Linked DNA regions of Homo sapiens: region 2 is linked to region 1. The links are chromatin loops, found by intact Hi-C in ENCODE. Cell type or tissue: GM12878. All regions are shown on one strand. Region 1 has its middle 48 kb from the start of TRC-GCA6-1. Region 2 holds the start of LOC124909434 (a long non-coding RNA gene).

The links. Hi-C counts contacts between places; a loop is a spot of excess contacts. Peaks named below come from ENCODE experiments on the same cell type or tissue, not always from the same donor. Only the 100,000 strongest peaks of a DNase experiment are listed, where the experiment ranks them.
Region 2: a loop joins it to region 1, with 6 times the contacts of the local background. A loop is called at or near these places in 11 of 110 quality-filtered maps.

The regions. Positions count from the first base shown.
Region 1 is chr3:132,178,212-132,183,211 of GRCh38, reverse strand. No RefSeq gene overlaps it. Among named protein-coding and RNA genes, the nearest start is that of TRC-GCA6-1, 48 kb to the left of the region's middle. In GM12878, a CTCF peak has its summit at 2,781 (motif pointing right); a DNase peak (open chromatin) is centred at 2,761.
Region 2 is chr3:131,045,234-131,050,233 of GRCh38, reverse strand. All of the region lies in intron 3 of NEK11 (NIMA related kinase 11), which reads right to left. It overlaps LOC124909434 (a long non-coding RNA gene), which reads right to left and starts at 2,414. Exons shown (of 2, transcript XR_007096086.1): 1 at 1,530-2,414; 2 at 542-1,352. In GM12878, a CTCF peak has its summit at 2,448 (motif pointing left); no DNase peak of the experiment used is centred here.

The DNA.
Region 1 (5,000 bases):
CATTCTGCTTATCAAATGGCTGCCTTTGGGTTCTCATCCAGAACTCTCCTTTAGCTCATTGTCTCCCTGGAAAGTGTTTATTCATTTAAAAAACTCAAGTAAAATATCACCTCCTCTACAAGACATTTTTATAGCCTCTTGTCTTTATTACTAAAAGACTCGTTATTCTAATGGCATTTGTTTTCCCATGTGTCTCTCCCATTAGGCTATGAACAGATTGTGGGTAGGACCTAGTGCTCTTTTCTCTTGTATTGCCAGGACCCACTTTAGCTTCTAGAAACAAATAGAAATGGAATAAATACCTTTAGAAATGAAAGGCCCACATGTACTTCTAATTATTAAACATAATTCAGTTTCATTTGATTTATGTCTGTGTCATTCCTTTCTTTGCACTGACATGTCCTTGCAGAGGGTGATCTGTGTGGCCTCTCCTGGTGGCAAGGCATTCCATGGAAGTGGTTTACAAGAATACTATGAAGTATATCATGAAGGCACATTTGAATTTCCATGTGATTATCACATGGAGATTCCTTTTCCTCAGTGGCCAAGATTATTGATATTTATTATTGCTTCCCACTCTTCAGTTTTCAGTTTATAGCTCCTAATATTTTTTTTTAAGAAATGTGTCTTAAAATCACTGAGGACAGCATTCCATTTACAACCATTGTTACTTGGAAAAATTTGAAAAATAACTTGTTCTTGGTTCAATAATGCTGAGCAATTTACAGGTTTCTCATCCCTTTATAAGAATACTAGAAACAATTCATTTTTTTCTCAGTAAAAACAAGTTTTTCAGTTCAGTCATTGTGAATCCCATACTTGTTCTTCTCAGTGAAGATAATGGACTGAGATAACACCACTTTTCCTGAATGAGAATAAGAGAATCACAGGCAAGTTGCCATTGGATTACTACAGCTTTGATTTGGCTAGAGTTTTCGTAGCTCTCCTCCTTTATATATGATTATAAAAAATTTATGTTTTCTCATTTAAAAGTGTCTTTTAGCCAACTACCTGCTAAGAATCAGAATATAGGAGATTTAAATATCATGAAACAATTAGTGAATGCTGCAGACATTATGCATTACCTTCCTTTAGTCCTTGCTAATAGGACCACAGTATAATTCCTGGCAGCAATATGTCCAGTTTCAATGGAACACTTAGGATTTGTGTAAACATATTATGGCTTTCTGGCTCTCCTTTGCCAGATAATTGCTATCTCTGCCTCCTTGGAAGCTAGGGATAGAACTGGAATGTCAATGTCCTAAAGGAAAAATTCTCTAACTTGGCTGTTCCCACCCCTATTGCTTCTTGCCTTGGGACCTTCAAGTGACAAGTCTATGATAAAACACTGAATCCTTCGGAAGGTGGAGAAAAGGATAGTAGTTACTGAATTTTTGAAGACACATTTCACCTGCTGAGCCACCCATAGATTTTTTTACCTCTGGGTTTTTAAACAGTAAACCATGGATGTCTTTTAAAGTTGAAGCTACTGGCTGTTAGACTTTTTGTTATTTGTAGCCTAATGCACACTGACTGATGTAATAAAAGTGAACATCATATTTCCACATCTGTAACAGCCACAGACTCTAACCCAGGGTAAGGACAAGTCTCTGTCAGATTATGAGGTGCTCCTCTACATTCTCTGCTTAAGTATGTGCCACCCATTTATTTATAAATTCAGCCTACATTCATTTGCTTTTAATACGTGTTCTTTTCTCTGCCATCTAGGATCTTCTGAGCATTTTGTTTAATATTTCCAGATAACAGTGAGTACTAGGTGAGCCTATTTCTATCCCAGCATTATAATGAATACTTTACTTTTCAGACTGTATGACTATCTCTTTGGTCTAAAGCAGTACTATCTAATAGAAATATAATGAGGGTGACATGTAATTTTTCTAAAAGGAGAAAAATACATGTACATTACAATACAACAGTAATATCTTATCCAATGCAATGGTTAGAGTGAAACGTAATCCTACCAAACAATAAAGTTGTGTTTAATGGAAAAAATATTTTGCATTGCTTCAGTTTTAAAATGAAAATTAAATAAAATTAAAATTGTAGTTCCTCCATTGCACCGGCCACATTTCAAGGGCTCAATAGCTACATGTGGCTACTGGCTACTGTATTAGATAGGTCAGACCTATTCTCTAAACTCCTTGAGGGCAGGAACTGTGTTCTATCTAGGTTTTACCTTAGTTACTGCTTCTTCTGGAACCCTTTTCAGGTACTCCAAGATGAGGTTAAGTGCACCTGTTATGTGCTCCTACAGCCCTCTGTGCTAACTTCTATGGTGGGGTGCTTATACAGCCTGTGTTGCAATTACTTATTTCCTTGCAATTACGTTCATTTTCTGAAGATCTGTGTCTGATTCTGTGCACTGGAGTCTGCCCTACTCCCTCAGTCTGGTTGGTGCTAGGGCCTGTCTCGGACTTGCTGAGTTTCTTCTGCCTCCATCAGCAACTGGTTGTATGATCAGCCTCACTGCAGAGGCAATGACTCCACTGGCTTCCTGAGCCTGGGCTCCCCCTGGAGTGCTTCATCATGGCTTATGCCTTATCTTGATTTACATGTTGTGGTCTCCTGATATAGACTGGCCCAAAACCATGCTTGTACAGTCTTGGGATTTCCTGTTTCACCTGCCAGACTAGATTTCCTCCCAAGGCAACCTCAATTTACAATTGTTTGGGTTGTAAGCAACAGGGCACTCCTCCAGGGGATATTTTCTTGTAGTGACTCTAGATGTGAATAGTTATTTTGACAACATTCCAGCAGATGGCAGTAAAGTGTTTTGAGCAAGGGTTACCTTTTTCTAATTTGCACAAGGTCCCCGAATAAACTAGCGTCTGTGCTGCCAGTAGAGCCCACCTGTAAACCTAGCAGAAGATCTAGTTGCAGCTTCTTGCTCCTTTCCTCTCACCCCTTATCCTTGTAGTTAATCACACCTGGCCAGGTATAGAGGAGATGTAGTAAATTGGAAAAGCCTCATATTTGGGGAATGAGATACATTTCTTTAATCTCATTTCCTGTTGCCAAGCATCACAGGATACTGCTGCAGGGACCACCTCCAGCTTGCCTCAGTCCTTGTACTCTGCTTTCATTCCCTTTCTTTCTGTAGTCATGTGTAGACAATGCCTACACTCTAGGATGATTCTGATTAAGCTGCTTGTATGGAGCATCAGTTTCTTTATGGGCACCAATTGTGTTTATCTCTACAGATTGGAGGAACATTCTGTACAGGATTTGTTTTTTAAGAAATCCATTTAAAACCATTAGAAGGAAAGAGCAGAGAAATGAAAGGGCACTATCTAGTGGTTCTAAGAGAAGGAAGGTGCTGAAATGCTTATGATGCTAATTTTCCTTTTAGTCTCAGTTGTCTGGAGTAGAGGAATGGTATCTAATTGTTAGAGATGTGAGAGATCTATAAAGCTGTGAGCATCTCTATCTGCGGAAGTCCATCATCAGGAAAAATGCATTTCTTTAATTACTGGCTCAATGAAGATGCATTTCAAAGTGCATTTGGGAAGGAGAATCTATAACCACCCTCCTGTAGGCCTATACTCCAGCCCTCAACTCAGTAGGTTCCAGGGAAGAAAGCACATCACAACATGTGGCATTCACTCAGTCTGTTCTGTTTCACAGAGCTGACTTTATCCCAGATAACCGCCCCCTTCTCCCCACCTTTTCTGGAAATGCATTTCTGCTTAAGAGAGCAAACTCAGTCATTATCTGGTTTGGTTCCTTTGGGGTTGGACTATTACAGATTATTTTTTGATGGTTTGGGGGTCAACTTGATAGAGGGATACGGCATCATGACATACTGTTCAGGAGAACTGCCTGCTGATTTGGCATGGTGGAAATTTTCTCAACTTTCTTTCTAGAAGCTATGTAACAGATATGGCTAAGGTTAAAGGGAATTTGTCACATTGTGAGACATTTTATGGGTGTGAAATGGTTCTAGCATTGGTATTCATTGTCAAGTAGTTATGTAGCTTTGGAAATTTGTCCTTTTTGGATCCTGCTTCTCTTACATTAAATGTCAGATATGAAAGAGAAATTTCTGGAATTCTGACTTTGCATGTTATGTAATCTGGAACATATTTCCACTGCAAATATTGAACTTCTAAGAGGAAGAATAGCAAATGCCTGGCACTTTGCTGCCACCTTGCCCATGATCAATTCCACTACTCTAATTCTCTTGGTCTAGGCTTAGGTGTGGACTCAGAATCTTTCTCCACACAGTGCCTAGGAGGCCACTACCAATCACTTGAAGTTGACCTTAAAGGTGGAAGCTTCTTGCTGATCCTGGATGGTGAGAATTCAAGGTTCCACACTGTTCATCACATTGAGGTTTCCATTTTCTTATCAGCTTCTAAGGACAATTTGGTTTTCATGGCAACAGTTATCTTCACAGACTCACCAGGATAAACTCTCATATTCAATTTTCAACATATGTCAAGGAATAAATATCTGAATGTGAAAACAAATGAAATGAAATGCAGCAAACAGTAACAATAAGGACAGAGGCTATATCAATATTAATGAATGATGTTTGTGCTATGCTATATTAAGTAGGAGAGAGAGAGGATTTATAAAAAATCTTAAATTTGGTCTGGAAGAGCATCCTCACATCTCAGTATAGGGAAAAAAGTCCCGCTTGGCTAATAACATGTTAGCAGTTCATAGTCTCTTTTCTTCAGGGACAAGAACCACTATGTTCAAGGCCTTACATCCTATGTACGTTTATGCTAATCCTTGAATCTTATTTAAATGCAGTATTATATAGTCAGTACTTATTCATGGTATCCATTTTCACTGGTGATTCTCAGACTTTATGGGTAACAGAATTTCCTAGGGAGTTTAAAAAAATATGATTTTGTGGGCCCCATCTCCACAGAGTTTGACTTAATAGATCTGAGGCGATGCCTAAGAATATGACTTTTAAAATCAAGTCCCTCATATTTCTTAGGTCATAATTTGCAAAATGGTCACCATGC
Region 2 (5,000 bases), 1.1 Mb after region 1:
GGCAAAATGATTCCACCTTTAGGTTTTATTTCGTTGTAATAAAGAATTATGAATAATTGATCACTAGGTAATAAATTATTCAGGTAGGCACACAGTTTCCAAGGAATCCTGGAGTGAGTCTGGTTAATGGCAAAGCAGGAGCTTGAGGCAGCTGCTGAGGGGACACCCCCCCATTAACCTCACACTGCAAAGGCATGGGTAGTTAGTGCCTCTCAGTGTGGGCTTTTCAATAGGGGCCATATTAATGCCTTTTGATTTTTTTTTTTTTTTGGACTGAAACACCTGTTTTATTTTCCCAATCTAAACAAAATTTCCTTGACGTTAGTGTTGTCACAAGCAACAACTTTTTTTAAATTGTTTTTGTTATTTATAACATGTAGTTAAAAGTATTCATAGATATATAGTTTAAAAAACAAAAAAATCCTCAGAAGATCTCTACTTTTAGAAAATGCAGTTTGAACAATATCTGGCAAATTTGGAGGATCATATATTATTGTTATAAATGAGGCAATATAGGAAATAAAAACACAAAACTGACATCTTGGTTCTGCATAGTTTATCTGACAAACTCTTGAAATAGATACCGTTTAGTAGAAAATACACGTTTGACAACACTGAGTAACATATATGGGCTAAAGTGGGCTTAACATGCCACTGATGGACACACAAATTAAGCCGTTTGTGGGACATAAGTACAAATACCAATTAAAGAAATGACAAATAATTTTGTAAATTGTCATCTAAAAGCAAGAAGAGTCCCAAAATAAATGACGTATAGAGTGACGATACAAGTGGGCTAAGTCTTAGGATAAAATTTTCATTCTTAAACTCCATACCACTAGGACATATACTGCGTAACTACTGCTGTTTCACAGGACTAGCAACCGTCAATCATCTCTTTGCTAATTGGTACAAAAACTGCACAGAAATTATGTATCTGAAATTGGGTCTCTAAATTCGTCTCTAGATTCTACATAGAACATAATCATGCTGAGTCCATACCATGAGGTCCATTTGTTATTCTACATGGATTTATGCCTTTAATCTACATGGAATGTATAACCAGAGAAAATTTAAAATGTGTTTTAGAACCAAAATACTAAACTAACGAAACTTTTAGCTAACTACAACCAAAAAGCAATCATTGTTATTGTATGTACTATTAATTAGAAAAGGCTATACTAGTTCAAGCCTTAGGTTCGCGAAGTCAAAATGGACACCAAGTCTTCCGTAGGCGGAGCAAGTCAGCAGGCAGCTATCCTCCTTACAGTGCTTCTGTACACAGGTGCCAGCGTCTCAATGCAAGAGCTCAGAAGAGAAGCTCCAAGGTCAGGAGGGCTCTACTCCTTAGGCTGAAGTGACATGTAAATGATGCATCATTCCACTCAGAAATTACTAGCCAGGACACTAGAAAAAGAAATGGTGGATAGGAGGCAGGACTAACTTGCAGCTCCCACTCAGACAGACAGAGCAGCGTGTGAAGACTCATACAGAGAACTTTTGCTCCAAGAACTACCACAGGAACATACCAGGAAAGCGAGAGGATCCACAGATCCTTTGAAGGAAGCGGATTGCTGCTGCAGGCACCTGGAGACAGCCAAAACACTCTGAGTGCCCAAAGTGTGAAAGAGGGATCATCTGCCCCCAAACACACACCCTCACTGGGGAACCTGAAGGTCCAGATCACAGAAGGATCTGACCTTACCTGGAGCTGAGACAAATTTAGAGAGCCAAGTGAAATACAGGTGTAGAAGCAGCAGCAGGAAGAGCCCTGTGGGCACTCTTGGTCCCCAGCGAAGCCGTTTCTGACTTTGTCTCACAGGGGTCCTTGGAGAGGGCTGCCAGAGGAACTGGGAAAAGACCACAGGGAGAAGGAAACTTCCAGCTGAACTTTGTAACCATTTTGACCAAACGCAGTTTCCTGGACAGAACCTGGGGGAGGGGGCGAATAGGGAGTGCAGACACAGCACAGAAGCTGCGGCAGGTGGGGAAACACAGAACCTGAAAGTCCTGCATGCTTTCTCAGCGGGGAGGCTGGTGGCCTGGGGAAAGTTCCCAGCTCTGTTCACCCGCTGCCTGGAAATAAACTCAGTGCTATTGAGAGGGCACGGTAGGAGTAACACTGGCCTTTTGGGATACGTGGGAGCTGCATGAGGCCTGTAACTGCCAGTTTTCTCCCACTTCCCTGGTGACCTGCATGATGCAGCAGAGGCAGCCATAATACCCCTGGAAACATAATCCCACTGGCCTGAGAACCACACCCACATACCCCACAGCAGCCACAGCAAGCCCCACCCAAGAAGAGTCTGAGCTCAGACACACCTAACCTTGCCCCAACCTAATGGTCTTTCTCTACCTGCTCTGGTAGCTGAAGACAAAGGACATATTCTCCTGGGAGCTCTATGGTCCCACCTACCACCTGATCCTTCCTATACTACCACAGCTGATGCTCTCTTGAAAGCGCCACCTTCTGGCTGGAGGCCAACCAACACAAAACTAGTACAATAAACAAAACTACAACCAAGGACCCTCGCAGAGTCCACTTCACTCCCCTGCCACCTCCACTGGAGCAGGTGCTGGGATCCAGGGCTGAGAGACTGAAGATGGTTCACATCACAGGATGCTGTGCAGACACTCCCCACTAGCAGTCCAGAGCCCAGTAGCTCTGCTGGGTGGTTAGATCCAGAAGAGAAATAACAACCACTGCAGGTCAGCTCTCAGGAAACCACATCCCTAAGGGAAAGGGGAGAGCACCACATCAAGGGAGCACCCTCATGAGACAAAAGAATCTAAACAGCAGTCCTTGAGCCCCAGATCATTTCTCTGATGTAGTCTACTCAAAGGAGAAGGCACCAGAAAAACAATCCTGGTAATACGAAAAAACAAAGTGAACACCCCCAAAAGATCACACTAACTCACCAGCAACAGATCCGAACCAAGAAGAAATCTCTGAATTGCCAGAAAAAGAATTCAGGAGGTCAATTATTAGCTAATCGAGAAGGCATCAGAGAAAGGTGAAGTCTAACTTAATGAAATCAAAAAATGATACAAGATATGAAAAGAAAAAACTTCGGTGAAATAGAATACATAATAAAGTGATACTTCTGGAAATGGACACACTTAGAGAAATGCAAAATGCACTGAAAAGTCTCAGCAATAGAATCGACAAGTAGAAGAAAAAACTTCAGACCTTGAAAACAAGACTTTCCAATTAATCTAATCTGAAAAAGACAAAGAAAAAATAATTTTTTTAAAAAGCCTCCAAGAGGTTTGAGATTATGCTAAACAACCAAACCAAAGAATAACTGGTATTTCCAAGAAAGAAGAGAAATCTACAAGTTTGGAAAACATACTTGAGAGAATAATCAAGGAAAACTTACCTGGCCTTGCTAGAGATCTAGGCATCCAAATACGAGAAGCTCAAAGAACACCTAGGTAATTCATTGCAAAAAGATCATCGCCTAGGCACACACTCATCAGGCTGTCTCAAGTCAAGATGAATGAAACTATCTTAAGAGCTGTGAGAAATACCTAATGTAAATGAGGAGTTGATAGGTGCAGCAAACCAACATGGCAAATGTATACTTATGTAACAAACCTGCACGTTGTGCACATGTACCCTAGAACTTAAAGTATAATTAAGAAAAAAAAAAAAGAATCACTTTATTGGAAACCAGATACATATTCTGATTAAGGGGAAAAAAAGAGCTGTGAGGCAAAAGCATCAAGTAACCTATAAAGGAAAACCTATCATATTAACAGCAGATTTCTCAGCAGACACCCTACTAGAAGGGACTGGGACCCTATCTTTAGCCTCCTAAAAGAAAATAATTATCAGCCAGGAATTTTGTATTCAGTGAAACTAAGCTTCATAAGTGAAAAAAAGATACAGTCTTTTTCAGACAAACAAATACTGAGAGAATTCACCACTACCAAGCCAGCACTGTAAGAACTGCTAAAAGGAGTTCTATATCTTGAAAACACATTTTCGCAATACACCAAAATAGAACCTCCTTAAAGCATAAATCTCACAGGACCGATAAAACAAAAACAATGAAAAAATAAAAAGGTATTCAGGCAACAAACCGCATAAGGAATAGAATAGCATGTATCTCAATATTAATGTTGAATGTAAATAACATAAATGCTCCACTTAAAAGACACAGAATGGCAGAATGAAAAAGAATTCACCAACCAACCATCTGCTGTTCTCAGGAGACTCACCTAATGCATAAGAACTCATGTAAACTTAAGGTAAAGGGGTGGAAAAAGATATTCCATGCAAATGGGCACCAAAAGCAAGGAGGAGTAGCTATTCTTATATCAGACAAAACAAACTTTAAAACAACAGCAGTTAAAAAGGACAAAGAGGGACATTATACAATGATAAAAAAAACTTGTCCAAAAGGAAAATATCACAATCCTAAACATACATGCACCCAACACTGGAGCTCCCAAATTTACAAAACAATTACTACTAGACCTAAGAAATGAGATAGACAGCAACACAATAATAGTGGGGGACTTCAACACTCCACTGACAGCAATAGACAGGTCAGCAAGATAAAAAGTTAATAAAGCCACAGGACATACTAACCAGCAACTATAGAATATACATTCTATGCATCAGCACGTGTAACATTCATTCTCCAAGACAGACCATATGATAAGCCATAAAACAGGTCTCAATAAATTGAAGAAAATTGAAATTATATCAAGTATTCTCTCAGATCAAAGTGGAATAAAACTGAAAATCCACTCCAAAAGGAACTCTCAAAACCATGGAAATACATTGAAATTAAATAACCTGCTCCTGAATGAGTGTTGGGTGAACAATAAAATCAAGATGGAAATTTAAAAATTATTTGAAGTATAATAGTGACAAAACCTATCAAAACCTCTGGGATACCACAAAGGCAGTGGTAAGAGGAAAATTCATAGACTTAAATGCCCAAATCAAAAAGTCTAAAAGGGCACAAATAGACAATTGTCGATTTTAG